Regions from separate parts of the Homo sapiens genome. Here region 1 is linked to region 2. A link is a loop called in an ENCODE intact Hi-C map of the cell type or tissue named here. Cell type or tissue: endothelial cell of umbilical vein. All regions are shown on one strand.

Region 1 (2,500 bases), 110 kb before region 2:
GAGATGTTCCGGGGCCAGGTGAAATGCTCACATCTGGGGGAAAAGACAGTCGGCTGAATCCAGATGGAAGACTGAGGGTAATATTGAAGATAGGTGAACTAACAGAGGGAAATAAAAACACTGAAACTAGATTATATATAAAAATGGGAACTATTTTCTAACTTATTCCCTTTTCAAACCTAAAAATTATTCTCTTTTTAAACCTAAGAATGCCTTGCTATATTCCAGATTTAAAAGACAAAGACAAAAGAAAAAACACTCAAGGTATTCTATTAGAATTAACTGAATATTTGACCATTGATATATATCATCTGTTGCTACAGAGAATAACTTCATAGTTTAAAATTTGCTGAGTTCCCCCCAAATCTGACTTAAAACATTATTTATTCTTCAAATCTCCTTTTAAAGTATAAGGAGTCTTTTTCACTTTTCTTTTTACCCCTGTTTTCTCTTGTCACTCACTACATGAAGGATTGTATCTGTGTGATAAGATGAACATACCTATGTTTAAGTCAGGTTGTGGTTTCTGTGCATTATCTTGAGCTCCATTATTTTTACACAACTGGTTCTCCAAGAAAGGAAATCACATGTCTATTTTATTTGAAGTATCACAATAAAACAGTTCATCCCGGTGAGCCCTTGACTTTCAGAAAGTAAACAATTAACTACATGGCAGGTGTAGGGAGCTCTTTTATATGGCTTCTAAACAACCAATGTTTAAAAATTAAACTCCACTTCCCACCTGATCTTACAACTATTTACCAAAGTTCTCCCACCAACATCAACATTATTTAGCAATTCTTTAATTGCAGAACCCTCCTAATTCACTGAGCAACCCTTAGAGTTGGGAGAGACCACAGAACTATATCCTGCTCACTCAACAAAGGAGGCATGGTGTGGCCCTCACTGGTCAGAATTCTGGATAATACTACAACCATGTCATTAGTGAGTCAGATGCCCAAGGAAATGTTAAAATTTTAATCCATGTTGTGAATTTCTTTATAACAATGAATGTGCGGTTTTGATTAATATGCTGTTTATGTTTTTCATGATTAACAGTTTCTTTTTGGTGTAAAGATGACATTTACTAGAGTGTTTTATTCATGTACTTTGGATTTGATATATAAATCGACTTAAAGTGACAAAACCCTTATGGTTTTATATTTGTTTAGGGCTTACACAGTATTAATGATCTGTTAGCGCCATCTAGTGTCACTTTAAAACAACCATTGTTAAAAATTCTTGCTATTTAAAATTCAGACCAGTCATGGGTCTTCTGTCAAAATCATTAAATAATGAAGTTTTTCAAAAATTAGCTTTAGAACATTTTTTTTCTAAAGTACCATGACTGTATTCTTTCTAAAGGTAGCAACAATAGCATCAATGATCAATATACTGTTGATAAAATATATGATGTCTTCACCCTCCTATAAGTAATTCTCTTTGCGTTGCTGGCATTTGAGATATATACATATAAATATGTTTAAAGAAAAAGAACTGTAAGTATGAAGATATGACACTTTTCATTTATTGACAAAAGAGAGAAATAAGCAGTGAATACTTAGAGTTCATATATTTTCCTCTGGGGCCTCCAAGTCATCTGTCCACACACAAAGGCAATGGGCATTGTATTATTTTATCCTTATTCCCCACAGTCACTTTGGGATTTATAAATAACTTTAAAAATCTGGGAGGGAAAAGAGAACAACTCCCAGGATTGCTTTAGAGATGCAGGCAAATGGGGTGCCCCGGGTACAGAATTTAAGGAGGTCCTCACTTTCAGGTGCCTGCCATGCACTTGGAGGAACCTGAAAGGGAAGGATGTGAAAGGGGACTTCATGGATGGTCCCCAGCCCTGTCCTGCAGACACTTGTCCTGGGCACAGAGGGCTGGCATGGGACTTCCTTTTTAGGGGATCACTTTTCCATAGTGATGCCGAATAGTGTGCTTGTGTTAGCTGCAGTGCTTGTATACACATTTCCTCCTGGAGATCTGTTCAGCACCTTGCATTCATGACAGTGGAGCTTTTGTCATCTTCCTGAGAAATTCCTCAGCCTTCCTGCCACTTGGGTGCTTCCTTCTGATAGAGCCAGCACTCCTGGGGAGTGTGTGACTGGGGTAGATTGATGAATTCAGGGAATGAGGCTTATCTCACCTGCATTTCAAATAATACTTCCTGTATCATCAAACACAGTTTAAAGTTAGGAATTGGCTGCAGAGCTTTTTAGGTTTGTCAGAAGCATGGGATGAGCAGGAACCAGCAGTCTGAAGGTCAGACTGCCTTGGGAATCATCATGCCTGCTGGTCTACTGGTCCACAGTGTTTTTGCTTGTTAGACAGGCAGTAGATGTAGACCATCTTTGTCAATATAATTCTTAGATGTTATGAAGTAAACACCAGACTTTGCTTTGTATATCTTTTTTTTGTATCTAAATGCCTCAGTCTAGTGTAGACTTTCTAAACTTTCTACTCCTACCCCAAGACAGTGGCATTTTACTTT
Region 2 (2,500 bases):
AAAACAAAACAAAACAAAACAAAACAAAACAAAACAAAACACAATTCCCTTGGCTAGAATAAGAAAGAAAGGCCTTTTGGTCCCAGAGCAGTGGAATTGGGCCTAGCTTCATAACAGAAACCCAGGGAAACAGCAAGCTGTTGGAGGGGAGACTGCCATGTGTCACATCAGGGCTCCCTGTGACCCAAGCATAGCAAAGAAGAATCTGAGAACGAATACTCTCAAACAGCTCTTCTTCATCTGTCAAAATATAATGCCCATTTTTTCTAGACAGTGAAGCAAAATTTTACTCCCCTAGTTATTTGAGTGCAGATGGTAGCAAAATTGAGTTAGGGAATGTTGTGCACAGTTGGGAGAGGGACAGGGAAGGATAGTTTGTGTGGAACCCTTTCTTGGTGCACACTTTGTATTTTTTTTATAAATCTATGCCATTCTGACTCAGCACTGATTACTACATGCACAATGATAGCAATCCACAGGCAAGCATTCATATTGCTAATGATACTGCTTTGCAGAGTGATTATCTGAGAGCCATTCTCAGCTGCTGCATCAGGATTACAGCATTTTTGCAACCACAAATTAAGGCAGGGGTGAAAAAGCCAGCACTTGTTCAGTCAAAAAGAGCTGGCAAAGAGGGCAGCCTGCAATTAAATTAAACATGCTTGTCACCAGGGGGCTGGCAGGCCTGGTTCACATGCTCGAGAGTAGGGGATGACCTTTAACAGATGTAGATTCTCAATATATAAACCCTTGAGTCCAAAGCAGATAAATGAACAAAGTGTTGTAGCTGGCTGCATCACGTTTTTATCTCCATTTGAATAAGCATTTTCTGGGCTTATTGTTGAGATAGAACAAGTCATTGTTGAGATCTCTTAAAGGACCACACCAGCCAGCCCCATCTGCGATCTTATGCTTGGATATCCCAGGGATCAGTTTAACCAAAATCATTCATTTGTGCCAGTCCCTTCAACACTTTCTGAAAATTTTCTCTTTGGCTGTTTTGGATAAGAAAACTTCATTTTCAAATGTTTTGCCTAATATCTTTACCTTAACTGAGGTACACAAAAAGATCTTCCAGAGACAGAGGATCACTTGTAATAGCAAAAGATTCAAGTAACTGACTCAGGAGAGAAGTGTCTGCTAGCAGTAGGACTGGGCTATTTGATATATTTCATGAAACTTCTCTCTACTTCCCATCCTGCCTTTATCAGGAAGGCAAAGAAAAAACTTGATTTCACAAAAGCTTGACCCTTTAATTACTGGCACACTCAGGTTCACAGAAATCCTAAATGGCTTTGTATTGGCCACAACTATTATCTCCAGCAGATTTATAAAACACTGCGAGGCCATATCGCTAGTACTCAGCATATGCAAACGTTTTAACCAGATATGTTTCCTTATATGGGTTCTCTGTTCTAGCCTTAACTTGCCTAGAGCCTTCCTAACCCTTGGTGTGACCCTCTGTCTCCACTCTCTTTTCCACACATCAAAACATTATTCACCTTCAAGCACAGCTCAAAGCTCACTTCTTCCAGGAGGCAGTCCCTGATTAATCAGATGGAAGTGGTCACTTCCCCTCAGGAAATGAGACAGCTGCTCTATGAAGAAAAGAGCATTAGACTGAGAATCAGAAGGGCTGAACCCAAATCCCAGCTTTGCTAAGAACTCATTGAGGGACTATATTAGTTTCCTAGAGCTTCCATAAGAAAGTATCACATACTAGGTGGCTTTAAACAATAGAAATGTATCATTTTACAGTTCTGGAGGCTGGAAATCTGAAATTAAGGTGTTAGCAGAGCTGTTTCCTTCTGAAAGCTATGAGGGAGAATCTCTTTCATGTCTCTTTCCTAGCTTCTGTTGGTTTACTGGCAATCTTTGGTGTTCCTTGGCTAGTAGAAGTGCTACCCTGATGTCTGCCTTTATCTTCACATGGCATTCTCCCTGTTTGCATGTCTGGCTCTGTATCCAAATTTCCTCTTTTTATAAGGACACCATTCATATTGGATTAGGGGCCCACCCTATGCCAGTATGACTTCATCTTAACTAATTACATTTGCAATGATCCTATTTACAAATAGGTTGTATTCTGAGGTACTGAGGGTTAGACTTCAAGATCTGAATTTGGAGAGTATGCAATTCAACCTGTAACAGGGCCCATAGGAAAAAAAAAATCCCTCTCAGTTTCCTGACCTATAAAATAGAGGTAAAGTAGAAATAACTACTCACGGAATCCTTGGAAGGATTAGTGTAGGTAGTTACCTAGCTCTGTGGCTCAGTGGATGCATATGTTAGATTCCATATGTTATCATTTTTATTTTCTGCTGTCTTATTATGCTTTTTACACCTATATATGAGTGGAAGCAGAGAGGAGAGAAGACCCAAACATAATTGATGGTTCCTCCCTGGGGGAAGTGGGGACACCATAACAGCTTCCTTCAGTGAGGCACCAAGCTAGGCAAGGACACAAGCCGTAAGCAAAGAGCTTACAGTCTGTTGGAGG

The links. A loop is a pair of places that touch in the nucleus more often than their neighbours do. Peaks named below come from ENCODE experiments on the same cell type or tissue, not always from the same donor. Only the 100,000 strongest peaks of a DNase experiment are listed, where the experiment ranks them.
Region 1: a loop joins it to region 2, with 3 times the contacts of the local background. A loop is called at or near these places in 5 of 110 quality-filtered maps.

What each region holds. Positions count from the first base shown.
Region 1 is chr6:25,601,371-25,603,870 of GRCh38, forward strand. The region is part of intron 33 of CARMIL1 (capping protein regulator and myosin 1 linker 1); the gene reads left to right. Among named protein-coding and RNA genes, the nearest start is that of SCGN, 50 kb to the right of the region's middle. In endothelial cell of umbilical vein, a CTCF peak has its summit at 1,203 (motif pointing left); a DNase peak (open chromatin) is centred at 1,181.
Region 2 is chr6:25,713,442-25,715,941 of GRCh38, forward strand. No RefSeq gene overlaps it. Among named protein-coding and RNA genes, the nearest start is that of H2AC1, 12 kb to the right of the region's middle. In endothelial cell of umbilical vein, no CTCF peak of the experiment used is centred here; a DNase peak (open chromatin) is centred at 1,560; H3K27ac peaks cover 1,541 bases.